Linked DNA regions of Mus musculus: region 2 is linked to region 1. Evidence: chromatin loops called from intact Hi-C (ENCODE). Cell type or tissue: left cerebral cortex. All regions are shown on one strand. Links, peaks and the distances in the headings refer to the core of each region. The heading gives the core; the rest is flanking DNA.

Region 1 (7,565 bases), core at 2,011-6,010:
TCTCAAAGCCTAAAAATACGTAGTTTCTTAATTCAAATCCATATTTCTAGTTAACAGAAGTTATATACAACAAACATATATACATGTTGTATTTTATTATGTATACATAATAAAATACATATATGCAACAAATATGTATGTATAATAGTAATATATAAAATGAACATATAATAATCAAAAATTTAGTGCAGCCTATAGATTTCATTATTTTTTTAAAGAAATAATCACTCATCAAAATAAAAATGCCTAATCTTCCATAGGAGGGACACTCCCCTGCTTCACTTCTTCCCAAGATGGTACGGCAGAAGGTGGGAGGCAAGTTAGCATCCTCCAGTGGGAGTGGTAGGGAAAACCTGGGCTCTTGGTCCTGATGTGCTCAACTTCTTTCTCCAGGGCTTTATCCCTTGTCTCCTGGGTGGCTTCTGGGCTTCAAAGCCTAACTGGAGAAGGCTATAGCTGGTGGTCTGCTCTCCCTCTGAGGATTATCCCCTCCCATTGACTCGCTGACTCCACCTCTTGCTAGCCCCTACAGTCTGCAGAGAACAGCCTGTCTGCAGATCCTCCAGCCCTGGCCTGGAACTGTGCTGTACCCTCACCTTCCCAGGTGTCAACCTTGCACTTTCCAATTCTGTATCTTTAGCATATAAAGACTTGGGGCAGCATGGAACACTAAGTCCTTGGCCAGATGTGCTCAGTTCTCTTGATGTGTCAGAAGTCTCAATCGCTTCCTTAAGTACTTTAACCAAATGTCCTAATCTCAATCTCTTCTGTTTGTCTGTCTGTCTTTCTCTGTCTCTGTCCCTGTCTCTCTCTCTCTCTCTCTCTCTCTCTCTCTCTCTCTCTCTCTCTCTCTCCCCTACTTCTCAGGACAGAAGATAACCAGCATTCTTTCCTTCTTCTGCTATTCCAAACCATCAGGCAGATAGGCTGGTATATTTGTATTATTGGGAAGAGAGAACTGTTTGAAGAGCTCTCAATGGTTAATTTGATAAAGACACAGAATCCTCACTTAAAGTGATAACTTGCCTCATTCTTTCCTAAAATCGTCAAAGTTATTTTTAAATATTTCTTTGGTTGTCCTTTCCATTTCTACTATTAAAACTATGTTTAACTGAATGATTGATGATGATAGAGGAAAGCAAGTTTTGACTCATTTTTAAAAAATGGAAACATATGTTTTACAAAGTTACTTTTTTTAAAAACAAAGTCATCAGAAACATGTATCTAGCTAAAACAGAAGACAGCAGGAAAGGGAGGGCCACTTTCAACTGAGAACTGAAGGATTCTGGAAAATCACAACGTGGATTAAGAAAAACCGGCACAAAAATATAGAGAGAACTCAAGATACAAATGAAAGCGTTGTGTGTATTTTTACTTGTAGATGATAAGTGCATCTGCATACTTTAGTACTTCAGAGGCCACCATGAGCCCACAAGCTCCTAGACATCAACACAAAGCATCCAGGAGAGTAGCAAGATAGACAACAAAAACCCCAGTGCCATGATTCATTTCTTCACCGACTTGTTTGAGAAAGAATCATAAGCAGCCAACAGGGTTTTGATCAGTGATGGATCAAAAAGCCTAAAAGAAACAAACAGTCTTTATGAAAGACATTTAAGAATCATAAACTCCAGGCTTATAAAGATAGAACGGAGTTAAAGGAGAAAATTATGGAAATTATAGTTTTATCAAGTTAAATAATCTTAGGTGCAGAAAGAAGGGAGCCATGATGAACCCAGAGTTCAAAAGGGTGAGTCAGGTGATTGCTTTAATGGGGTAACTCTAGATCGTGAGAGAAGCCAGATGGCCAGCAAGCAGTCCACAGACAGAAGGGTGCAGATGCAAAAGATGGTAAAATAAACCACGGCAGCAGTCAGGGACTCATATCCAGGCATCAGAGGGGTAAGCTGAGCGAGGACTGGCCACTGGTCAGCTCTGGGGTTTGAAGAATATGGTGACAGTGTAGCCAAATGCAGAGACGATGGGAACAAAATGAATTCACCCCATCTTGCTGTTAATACAGAACCGTAGCAATTCATTTCCACACATAAGTTTTCTCTTCTAAGGATATAAAGACTTGGGACTGGAGAAAAATGGCTCAGGGGTTAAAGAGCACTGGCTGCTCTTCCAGAGGACCTAAGTTCACTTCCCAGCACCCACACTGGTAACTCCCAACTATCTGTAACTCCAGTTCCAGGGGAATCCCACCCCAATTCTGACCTCCACGGGCATGGCATACACTTGGCTCACAGACAAGCAGGGAAAACATTCATACACTTAAAATTAAAATAAATCAATATTTTTTTAATTCGCAAAGACCTAATTCAAAAATTTGTAATGATTCAGTATATCCAATGATATCAAGAAATTCAATGGCATGTTTTTAACAAGCATTCTGATAGATTATAAGACTTATCTGTTTTATTAAAAGCACAGGGGGAAGTCAGCAGGTAAAAAGTTGATTTAAAATAACTGGGTTTGCATATGGAACCTCACACTGACATCAGCACCCTGCACGCTGCTTCTTTTTGTGTGTGTGTAAGAACTTGTTTTCTATACATGGTAGCCGCATTGAACTCCTATCCTGGCTTATTGTTTGAGTAGGAATAATGTCATGGAGTCATGGGCTTTCATCCGACATGCCTCAGCTTTGGGACGGCTGGAGGAAGCATGGCTTGATTAACAATTGTCAGAGATAGCAGACTTTGTGCATATCACCATTCAGATCCATAAAGGAAATCTTAGCTTCTGTTTTCTTTAACCAATCTAATCATTGTGTTTCCACTGAGATACAAGTCACCAAGTCACAGACCAGATCGCTTTAAAGTCTTCAAGGCTCACCAATCTGGAAAACCGTTGCTGTTTTCTAATTCCAGAACCCTATTATCACTTCCAAAGGAAACTTCCAGACCCATTAGCAGCCGCTCCCACTTCTGCTCCGCAGCCCCTGATAAACACTCATCTAACTTTCTGTCTCCATGGATTTCCTGCTTTAGAGACTTATACAAATGTAAACATAACTGTGTGACCCACTGAATTCCCCCTCTGAACTCCCTTTCATCGAGGCAGCAGTAAAAGTTGAGCCATCAGTATTTGATTTGATTTAATTTGATTTGAGCAATCGACTTTAGCAGTCAGTGTTACCTCAGAGTTTTTTCCAGTTTTGGACTGGAAGTTTGGGTAAACACTAAGCTTAAACTACACTCACATGCATGTTGTTTCTCTTCTTCCTTTTCAAGTTCAGCTACCCATAAGGGACACCTAAATGCTGGTGCCATGATACAAGGGTGAGATGACATCTCTTTTAGCCTCTGCAGGAGGTGTGTTGACAACTCCGGTCCCGGGATCAGTGCCCCTCAGGTACAAATGGTTCTGACTGAACTCTTGGCTAGTGATGGTATCTCCTGTCAGAGACCCACACTACCTGCATCACCAAGATTGTGACTATCTGCTCTAGTCAAGTCCATGCCTCACCACGTCAGCCTTACCATGTCATGACTTGTGATGCCATCTCTGCATCTGTATCTAATCTGAAAGTGAGACTTGGACATGTATTGGGATTTGGTTGGTTGGTTGGTTGGTTTGATTGGTTTGCTTTGGTTTTTACCACTGAGTCTATTTTGATGTCTGGCATTCAGAATGTGTTCAATAATGTCTTAAGAGTGAATAAACAAATCCTTCAAAATGCAGCTCGAATATGCTCTCCTCTGTGAGCTATCTCCACCCTGTTTTCTCACTGCTTGCTCGATGCTCTCAGCAGAAGATAATTTTGGTGCTCACTGGAGTTTTTGCTGGTGTCTTAGTCATGGTTTTATTGCTGTGACAAAATACCATGACCAAAAAGGGAGTTGGAGAAGAAAGGGTTGGCTTGGCTTACAGTTCCAGTTCATAGTCCAGGACAGGAACTCAAGCAGGGCTGGAACCCAAAGACAGGAGCCGATGCAGAGGCAACAGAGGGTGCTGCTCACTGGCTTGCTCCCCATGGCTTGCTCATTCTGCTTCCTTACAGAATCTATGACCACCAGCTCAAGGATGGCATCCCCCAGAGTGGACTGGGCCCTCCCTCATTGATCACTAATTGAGAAAAGTACCTTACAGCTGGATCTCATGGATGCATTTTCTCAGCTGAGGTGCCTTCCTCTCTGATGATTTTAACTTGTGGCAACTTGACACAAAGCCAACCAGTGCACTTGGCTTGAGTTAAAAGTTCTAAGTATTCATGTCTCATGTGCTCTGAGTCCCACCTCTCTTTGAACACCCAAGGCTTCCCTCAGATCCTCACCACGTAGTCATGCTCAGCAACGTTCTGGGAATCGAACTTGGGTCCCTATGCTTACTTGGGAAGAGCTTTATCAACTAAGCCATCTGCCCACCGCATTGCTAGCTTTTCAAATGATTTACTTATTATTGTTCCTGTGTGTACAGAGTACGGTTACATACACACCACAGCATGTGTGGAAGTCAGAGGACACTGCGGAGGGGGGGGGGAGGGGCTCTTTCTTTTTCACTTTTACATGAGTTTTAGGGACCAAACTCAGGCTTTACCCACTGAGCCATCTTGCTGGCCCTCTGAGTATTTTATATCATGGAAAGTGAGTGACACTCAAATTTTATTAAAAATAATCACATGCAAAAGTGTATAAAAATGAAAACTAAGTTCTGTTGTCAGCCTCAGTTTTAGTTTCCTGTATGTGGATATTACATTACTCCCAGAATTCTTCTCTCCTAGTTGCTTTATGAACATATGGGGTGGGGGGGTTAAAAAAGAAATATATGACAGGAGTTTCTAAGGGAAGAAAGAGGTATTACAGAGAACCACAAATGTGAAGTCACCTGTAGGTGATGAAAGGCAGGTTACCATGAGTGTGGCCTTCACTTTGAAGGCAACGACAACTACCCCACTTCTTCAACTTATAGTGACATGAATGTGTCACATTTGTCTTGTAGGAGCTTATGCATGACAGGTTGGTTCTGATAGCCACCATTTACTTATAGATAATTTCTGACATAGTTCACACCCAGAATCAATAGTCTATCCATGATTGCTTGCTCAGGGAAATTTGATGTGGCACAAAGGACTAAATTTTGAGGCTCAGGTTTTATGTTGGAGGCTATGTTAAAAGGAATTATTGGGCTGGCAAGACAGTTCTGTGGGTAAAGGTGCTTGCTACCCAAATTGATAATGTGAGTTTAGTCCCAAGGCCCTGCATAGGAGGACAGAACCAATGCCCAGTGTCTTCTTGCCCTCTCTTGCTCTCTCTCTCTCTTGTTCTCTCTTTTGTTCTCTTTCTCACTCACTCTCTTGCTCTCTCATTTACTCTCTCTCACTCTCTGTCTCTAACTTACTAAAGTTTTTAGTGTTTTCTGATCACAGTTCCATGTATCTCTGTCAAAGTTATTCAAGGACACACAACACCTTTATTAAAAAGGCTTGTAGAAAATGAGAAGAGAGGTGATTCAAAGCATTCTCTTCTACTAAGTCCATGAAAATATCCTTACAGGGCACAATTCTCTCAGGAGATGGGAATCCTACTTTTGATATTTTTTTGGTAAAAAGTGAATAACAAGAAACCAGGTGTGTTACCGCATCTCTGTTTCCCCAGAACTCAGAAGGCAGAGGCATATGAGGTAAAGATAGTGGGTCCGGGAGCTCAGTGGTCAGCCTAATCAAATGGCTAGCTTCCTGTTCAGTGAGAGAACTTCCTTAAGGCAAGGAGGCAGATAGCAAAAGAGAGACAAGGCACGCTTCTCTGACCTCCACATTCACATGTGCACACACATACATACACACACACCAGATAGCAATAAAGAGACAAGACACCCTGATCTGATCTGATTCACATGTGCATACACATGCATACATGCACACATGAACACACACACACACACACACACACACCAGAGGTGAAAGGATCTTGATCTTGGGGCCAACCTGGGCTATACAACAAGACCTTGCCCAACAAAAACAAACACAACAACAGGGGAGAGAAAGTTGCAGGTCCTGGTTGTTTATCCATTGGACCACCTGGGAACATGATAATGGCTCTGAATCAAAATGGCTAGACCTAAAACAGTTTACTCTGCCTTCTTAGTTGTTGTAATTCAATATGTGAACAGTACCCACGTGCTAGGGCTGCATGAATATTGAATGAGTTGATATTCATCAAAACAGAGTGGTGGCACCCCGTTGACAGCCCCTGTTTCTCAGCCTTTTCTGCCAGTCATCGCCAGGCTATTCTAGTGTTGTACCACTGTGTCTGATTGAAGACAAGACATTCATCCCATTCCCTCTGGACCACATTCTCAATAAGCATCATTTACGGACTGTGAGTCTCCCCGGGCAACCATTTATATATAATGTAATGTAATGAAGAACCCAGATGCTCACTGTCCTAGTCCATTCTGGAAGAAAGACTTATAAAGATGAGAGGTTTATTTTCCATGGCTCTAGAGACTGGGAAGCCAAGATCCAGGGCAATATCCAGTGAGGCGATTCCCTCTGTGTCATCCCTTGGTAGAAGGTAGGAGAGGGGAAGAGAGGAAAGAAAAGAGAAGAGAGAAGAGGGTACGGGGTGTGAAGGACATGGGGTGTGAGGCTGTCCTTTTATCTGAAGTGTGTTCCTAGGGATAACTAATGCAACGCTAGGGTGGTGGCACTGATCTCCCATCACAGGTCACTCACATCACTTTCAGTAGGGGACTGAGTTCTAACGTGCACTCTGGGAAACACATTCAGACCACACCATCCACTCATACCCTGGGGTTAAACAGAAAGGTGCCACCATCCTCTTTTCTTTGCAATACCATCACTACCAGCCTGCTCTACAGCAAACAAAATGGAATATGACAGCCATGGGAGCACCAGCCTTTAGTCTCAGCACTTCAGAGGCAGAAGCAGACAGATCTTTACAGGTTCAAGACCAGCCTGGCCCTACATAGTTCTAGGCCAGCCCAGAGTACATAAATGAGACATTGTCTCAAATACAAAATAGAATAACTCTCCAAAACAAAAGGGTAAGAGTGGCAAATGAGGCTATGCCTACCCTGGGGTGCCTGCCTCAGACTGTGACATCACAACCTCCTCCCCAAAGATCAGTGATGCGTGTCTTAAAACTGGATACAAATCAAGACTGAGTTTTAGCTCCTGTGCAGCCAAAGTTTCCTTAGGATGCAAAAATGGGGGTGGGGGGAATCTCTGCTCCTTTATAATTCAGTCAAGTTATGCAAGCATGGCTGATTTGTGGAAATAAATGTGTCACTGAGGGCATGAGGCAAACGCCTTTTTGAATTCTAGCAAGCAATCTGTGGACCCATGATGCCAGCCAACACACTCAAAGACCTCATTGTGGGCCTTTGTGCTCCAGGCTGCTAATTGCTGGCCTCCGTCCACCCCTCCCGGGAAGCACAGCACCATATTTGTACTTCAGCTGCCAGGATGTGTTAGGAGCCTATAAACAGAGAAGAGTCTTTCTTGGCAACCACTTTGAAAGAGTACAGCTCCACTCCTTCTCAACTGCCCACCACCCCAGCCCAAGAGAAAAGCCTGAGATGGGAAAAGAAAAGAA
Region 2 (7,565 bases), core at 1,758-5,757, 74 kb after region 1:
ATCGCATTAGCATCTGCATTCTGGGTCACTAAGAATAATAAGTTCCTGAACTCGGGACAATATTCCACTAGGTCTAGAGTCCCTGAGAATGGTCTTATTTAAGTCACCAACACAGGAACTCTTTCGATATTGTCTTGGATGTTTATAAAAGGCCACGCTTGCTGCTGTTACATCATTTCCTCTACTTAGTAGACACAGGGCCCCTAACTCAAACGATAAAGGAAGGAGGAATAGAGACATAATCTTTGGCAAATTAAAACCATATGCACATCCATATCTATATACAATCCCTAATAACAGGCAAGGATTACTAATTACATATCAAAATAAAGCCTATCTCTGAATTCCCATTGATAATAGTTTATCCAGCATCTAGCATCCCACACGGGACACAGGAAGCCAGAGACGTTCTCAATCTTTCCTAAGTGGATCCATTATTTTTGGCCCAAGTCCCTCAAGATTTAACCCACTGTCTCCAAGGCCCATTTTCCAAGTTCATGAACCTCATTCTGCTTACATCAAATCATTTAACCCTGACCAATCTGCTCTACAAGAAGAACGTTTCTTCCTTTCTTTTAGCAGTTAAACTCAATTTTGGGAAATAGTGCTGAGCCTAAAAAAGGTCAGATGCTATTTTGGTCCATGACCTAACTTGTGTACTGGTTGGATTTTAAACAGATTCTCAATAGGCAGGAGTTAAAGGGATGGTGTAAGAAGTTGGGTCAGGCGGTGGTGGCGCACGCCTTTAATCCGAGCACTTTGGAGGCAGAGGCCGGTGGATTTCTGAGTTCGAGGCCAGCCTGGTCTACAAAGGAGTTTCCAGGACAGCCAGGGCTATACAGAGAAACCCTGTCTCGAAAAAAAAAATTAACTAAATTATTGATGATATTTTCTAAACTAACCAGCTACGACATTGACTTTACAAGCCCACTGCTCAGCAACCTGTTGGGTGTTGGGTTTTGGTGTCTATGTGGGGCTCTATGGTAAAAACAGTAGCCCTTTAAAGTAAATGCAGAGTTGAGGCCCCATCAGTCATAGATCAGATTGTTGACCTTATTGTTGATCATATTGTTGATCACATATATGATGTACCTGTCTCAAGTTCACTGCAACAGTAACAAACAGGCAATCGATTATAACAGAGGTTTACCTTAATACCAGTACCTCTTTTTGCTTTCTTCTAAATGGCTGTGCATTTTTGAAGACTCTCTTAATACATTCCAGTTTCTCATAAAATGTATGTCTGTGTGGATTTACTGTCCCTAAGGATGTAGCTCAGAGACTGACTATTTAGCATGCATGTGGCCCTAGGTTCAATTCCCAGTGCCAAATTAATTAATTAATTGATTGATTAGTTAATTAACAAAATGCATGTCAGTTGTGCCTGGTCTCCAATTCAGTTTCATAAAGAGTACAAAATCTCCCTAGTTCTTGACTAGGGTGACCAACCTCTGTAATATTACTAAAGTCCCTAAACTTTCTCCTTAAAGGGAAATACAAAACATGCATGGAAATATATGTGTGTGACCAAAATCTTGCATGAGGCATATGTGTACAAAGGAGACAAACATTAGCCTTGAGTAGCATCTAAATAATGGGAGGTGAACTATTTGCTCTGTCGTCATCAAGGGCAAGGGGATACACATTTATTGACCGTTTCTAGCTCCTGTATTAAGTTACAGAACAGTTTTTAAAGTATGTTCTTAACAAAAATAAGTGAACAAAAAAATAATATATTGAAATAGTAACAGTAAAATGTTGATAAAATAGCTCTAAAAATCTTTATTTAGCCTTATCCATAGGTAATGAATGATTTTGCAGTCAAAGCTTGACTTTATGACTGAAGCATGCTTATTTTGAAACATTTAGCCTAAGTTTTAACACTGCAAAGTGATACTATTCATTAAACAGCAGTCATTAATACTTTAATTATAAAATTCAGAGTCATAAAGGGATATCCAGCTAATCTCCCTCTACCATTTACCTGTGATATCGTCAGAAACTAAATTATTTCACCTACTTTTAAGACAACGAGGACAGGTGTGTTATATACCTGCTTTATAAAGTACAACTCGTGTACGTGTTAACCCTCAACTTGACAGAATTGAGCCAACAAATGCAGTATCGCCCGCGACTTTTAGATTTGTTCACGGTTTTTTTTTGCATGTACCTTTTACAAAGTCAATTTTCGAAACCCCTTCTAGCCGGTGTTTTAGATTGATGTGATGGCCTCTTCTGTCCCTACTTCCTTCTAACTTCTCTGTACTCGTTTTTCTGTGTTCTTCCGGTTCCCTGCATCACCTTTGCGTAACGCGGTCATTAACACAGTGGCTGCAGCACTCCTTCCGGTGTTGACTGTGGCAGTGGACGTAGCACCCCTTCTTCCGTCAGTACCGTTAGTACAATCTGCCCGGGTGACTTGAAAGTTGCTGCTAAGATGGCCCCTAACATTCCTTTGGAAATGGAACTTCCGGGCGTGAAGATCGTACACGCTCAGTTTAACACGCCTATGCAGTTGTACTCAGATGACAATATTATGGAAACACTTCAGGGTCAGGTTGCCACAGCTCTAGGGGAGACATCCTCCATGAGGTAATATGAGTCTTTTTGAACTGGGGGCATACTGACTAAACATGTGGCTGATGTCGACTTTTAATGCTGTCTTTTAACATTGTCTTGGTGGAAAGAAGGCTATGCAAAAGCTTTAAGGGGGAAAAAATGTTTTGCAAACATTTAAGCCTGGTTAAAATCAAATCACATAAAGACCAAATCTCCATTTAAAAGTTGCAGTGTTCTTTGTAAGTGCCAGGATTTAGTATTCTCAGAGGTGGCTTAAGATTTTACTTACATCGGCTGTCTTTTGTAGGTGACGAAACGGGAGGGGGCGTGTCCAAACACTATTATGAGATGATCCTTTCTGTTTTTCTAATGGGATTGTGCCGAGAGGAATTGTTTTTGCTGTTTTAAATGTTTGCATTGCTTTAAGTTTTTATAAGCAGATGTTTCCAGTTGTTAGTGAAGACATTCAACTCCTGTTAGTCCTTATTCTGACTAGTTTCTTCTTCATTGTTAATGTCTGCTCCAAGTACTTTGTCACGGAGCTCCTCCTATTTAAAAGATTTATTATGAAATAAAATCCCATTGCTTCTTTTAATATTGCCTGACAAGTAGAATTACATCTTTAATCATTTATTATTAATATACTTACTAAAAGCACAGTAGATAAAACTTAGTTTTATTACTATGAAAAAGTAATAATAAATAATGTTTTTAAAAGTTTCATTATTATCAATGTGACTCTCTCAAAAATTGCATAATCAGTTTAACAAACACATTGATGAGTTACTGCAGTATGTGGTTAGAAACACTGCCGGGTGAATTTCATCAACTTACAAACTATGTGAAACTTGGTTTCATATCATAAATAGGAATATTTAAACTTCTATGAGTAAGAATAATCAAAAGGAGTCCCTCCTACACTACTGTGTCTGCTGTCTTTTTTTCTGGGAGGGAAAGGGGGGGGGCAGTTTTGTTCATATCTGTAATTATACAGCCATCAACCAGACATAAGTCTTGTCTTTGAAAATTGCCATGTCCTGGCAGATTTCACCTAGGTGAATTCAAATGGTATTTCTTATCCAAGAGATTCACTTGAGAGTAAGCCCTGCTCAGCTCTTGCTGTAAACAGAGGAGGATATTTGTTGTCACGTTGCCTCCCGGGGCTCCTGATGATGTGTCACCAGCTATATTTGTGTTTCAGTGAACCCACAGCTTCAGTGCCCCCTCAGTCGGACGTGTACCGCATGCTCCATGACAACCGGGATGACCCAGCCGCTCCTCGCCAGTCGGGCTCCTTCAGGGTGCTGCAGGATCTGGTGAATGACGGGCCTGGTGAGCGCCATCAGTGTCTACTGACATTTCTGTAATGGCCCTTGGATGGGTGGAGAGGGAGGACTAAAATGAAGCCACTCATTTAAATAAAGAGGTCCCAAACCCAAATTCTATCCATAGTAGTCAGGGGCCGCTGTAGTTGATTAATCAAAGAGTTCGTTTTCAACAGATGCTGTAAGATTTCTCAGCCTTCCCTCCCCACTCCTTAGAGTATTAGCAACCTTGGGGAGAGAGATAAGCATGAAATCAAACCTACCGTGCACCTCATTCTTTGCCGAAGCACCTTGCAGATAGTTTTACCGAACTCTCACCATGACTCAGGAAGACAGAAACCATTATTTGCCCCATTTGACGAATGAGAAACAGAGGCATAAGAAAAGTGGCGTTAGAGAAGGTCACACAGGTGGTACAATGGAGAGCTGACCTCTCACCCACTTCTGTTCTTCTCTGGCTCATACTCCAGTTCATGCTTTTTGTCCCCCCAAAAGATACATACTGCCCTTTAAGATACATACTGCCCTTTAAGAGTCACACAAAAGGCAAAAGTGCCCCCATTAAGATGGGTTGGTAAAGTCTTAGATATAATAGCAAACTGTGCGCATTGCTTGTATGGATGTGAAATGGCACAAACCACTCAGGAAAGCAGAGCCGCTGCCTCTTACAAAGTTCATCAAGAAATGACCCAGCTGTTCAGGACCCGCATGAAGGCCAAGCTGCAGACTTGCTACATATGAACGAGAAGGCCTGGCCTGTGCATGTTCTTTGGTTGGTGGTTCAGACTCTGAGAGCCCCAAGGGGCCAGGAGAGTTGATTCTGTTGGCCTTCCTGTGGAGTTCTTATCCCCTTAGGGGGCTGATATCCTTCCTCCTGTTCCTCCATAAGAGTCCCCAAGCTCCATCCACTGGAATGGAGGCTATCCTAAAGGTTGTTGCCTGTATGTGGGATACATTCTACTAGCTAGACTGCCTTGCCTGACCTCAGGGGGAGAGGATGAACATAGCCCCTCAGAGATGTGAGGTGCCAGGGTGGGAGGAATATCCAGATGGGCCCCTACCCACTCAGAAGATAAGGGGAGGGGGTGTAGGAAGGACTGTGGGAAGGGTTGACCAGGAGGGGGTCGGTAAGTGGGATGTAAAGTGATTAAATAAATAAATAAATCTAATAATCAGTGTTCTCCAGTAAACAAGGGAGACGTATATAAGGTCCATCATTTCTGATGGAGGATTCTTTAAAAAAAAAAAAAAGGGTAGGCATCTAATCTGGAAGGAAGGTGGGGCAGAAGTGACCCAGCAATTCTGTGCCTAGACAGACATCTCAAAGCAGAAAGGAAAACACACTTGTACAGTGGTATTCTCCTTATTAACAAGGACCAAATGGGTGGAAGCACTCAGGTAGCCATTGAGACACCAGTGGATAAATAAAGTCTGATAGCCTACCAGGGAAAGAATGCTATCCACCTCTAAAAGGCCCGAGGCTCTGAATGACACTAGCGTAGGGAGGAGCCTTGAAAGCCTTATGCTAGGTGACAGAAACAGGACGTGACAGCCAAGGCCATGTTGGCTCTGTTTATCTGAGATCTCTAGGACAGACAACACAGTACACAAAAAGTGAAGAAGAGGTTTCCAGGGTCTGAAAAGAAAGGAAAGCACATTTCCTGTCTGGTGGTTACGCGGTCCCCAGCTCTTGTCTGTGGACCGTAACAGTCGGCAGATACACAATGATCCTGAGTTTGCGGTGGCTGAGCATGAGAGTGTCAGGTATGGTGGCGCACGCCTCTAATCCCAGCACTGGAGAGGCAGAGGCAAACGGAACTCTGAATTAGAGGCCAGGCTAGTCTACAAAAGAGTTCTGGGACAGCCAGAACTGCACAAAGAAACCCTGTCTCCGGGGGTGGGGGGTGGGGTGGAGGGGTGGGCGGGGCATCCAATGAAAAATGCCCAACCCTTGTAGCATCTTGCCATGGTTCCCAGCAGCGCATTTTGTACGTAGTTTCATTTTAAAGGGACCTATTTCAGAACCACGTCTCTTTTACACCAGTGGGCCCTGCTCCCTTTGAAACCACAGATGCGACTGAAGAATTCCTTGGGCTAAAGTGCACACTTTAAAATAGACGTTAAAGTGCTCGCTTTAAAATAGTCTCCGAGTACAAACTGGAGCCAGCTGTTCCCCACCATAAATGGAAACACTTTGTTTTTCAGATGACCGTCCGGCTGGAACTCGAAGCGTGAGGGCTCCGGTTACGAAAGTCCACGGTGGGGCTGGCAGTGCCCAGAGGATGCCGCTCTGTGACAAGTGTGGGAGTGGTATTGTGTATGTCTCGCTTTTAAGTGACTTGGAAATTCACTCTGTGTCTTGCTGGCGGTTTTCCATCTCTTGTACTTTATATAGAAAAGGCAATTTTGGAAAAGTTAAATTTCTATTCATTAACTTAAAATAGAACATTTATAACACTTTAGCATATCTGGCCAATGTGCCTTAGTCATAACCCCAAATTGTCATAGAACTTAAGTCAGCAGTCTGTATATTCAGAAATGCTTGTGTGAGATAAAAACAAACTAAAAGAAAACTGCCCAAACATGTATATGAAAACAATTTCTATGAATCATGTTTTCTATTTTAAAAAATAATTTCATTAATATATAATCTTTGGATACTTACTTTTCTCTATAGAAGAGAAACAAATGCAGGGACCATTAGATTATGAATTAAAAAGCATTTTGTGACCAGCAGTTTTAATTATACAATTATCAAGATGGAAATCTTTAAAATATAGTCAGCCTACATTATCAAGAAACTATGTATATATAAACAGCCACCTTTGCTAATTCATATTTTTCGAGGGAGTCCTATCTTCCTTAAATGTGTCTCATGTGGACATTTCTCCCACCCTTTCATCCTCTTCTCCCACCACAAGGAGAGACAAGATTTGTCCGGTTGTCTAGGAGAGAGGTGGGGAAGAGAATCCCACTTAGAACTAAGGGAACAGAGAGGGGCCCGAGAGAAAAGGGGGTGGCTTAGCAGCACTTCTGAAAACGCACAACTCACAGTGCCCCCACCCTCAAAAACTAGTCATCGTTCCTAAAAAAAACAAAACAAAACAAAACAAACAAACAAACAAACAAACAAACAAAAAACAGTAAACTGTGTGTCCTTGGTTAAGGTGAGCCCACCCACTGGGAGTGCCATCCCTACCGGGTAGAGTTAGTGCTGAACCACGAGTATAAGAAGCCATCAGTGGAACTTCCAACTCGCAGCTCACAGCCTGGCTCAGTCACCACTACCCCTTTATGGGGTTCGGCTTCCATAGTCATGGCTCCCACTTGTAAAGAAACTGAGGCAGGGAGGCGGGCAGGGGGCGGAGTTACATAGGTTATGTGGGTTACCTGTCTGAGCGCCTAAAGATTATTCACACCTCACAGAGAAAGGTGGTGGTGTGTGGGGTCGAGCTGTCACATACAAATACACCGTGCGCACTGTGGTTCCCTGACTGTGAAACAGGCAGCACGCTCTCTCTTCTCTTTCTGTGATGTTTTCACCTATCTGTACCTGTGTCTTCTCCCCACAGAGGTGCTGTCGTCAAGGCCCGGGATAAGTACCGGCACCCCGAGTGCTTTGTGTGTGCCGACTGTAACCTCAACCTCAAGCAGAAAGGCTACTTCTTCGTGGAGGGGGAG

Evidence for each region. A loop is a pair of places that touch in the nucleus more often than their neighbours do. Peaks named below come from ENCODE experiments on the same cell type or tissue, not always from the same donor. Only the 100,000 strongest peaks of a DNase experiment are listed, where the experiment ranks them.
Region 2: it touches region 1 in a loop (1.8-fold over the local background); 1 of 42 quality-filtered maps calls a loop at or near these places.

Annotation. Positions count from the first base shown.
Region 1 is chr8:45,837,255-45,844,819 of GRCm38, forward strand. Gm51530 (a long non-coding RNA gene) reads right to left here. Exons shown (of 3, transcript XR_003947383.1): 3 at 7,301-7,565. Among named protein-coding and RNA genes, the nearest start is that of Gm51530, 4.5 kb to the right of the region's middle. In left cerebral cortex, for the core only: no CTCF peak of the experiment used is centred there; a DNase peak (open chromatin) is centred at 3,780.
Region 2 is chr8:45,911,369-45,918,933 of GRCm38, forward strand. Pdlim3 (PDZ and LIM domain 3) reads left to right here. Exons shown (of 8, transcript NM_001374652.2): 5 at 2,329-2,592; 6 at 3,761-3,891; 7 at 6,090-6,201; 8 at 7,457-7,565. Among named protein-coding and RNA genes, the nearest start is that of Ccdc110, 19 kb to the right of the region's middle. In left cerebral cortex, for the core only: no CTCF peak of the experiment used is centred there; a DNase peak (open chromatin) is centred at 3,765.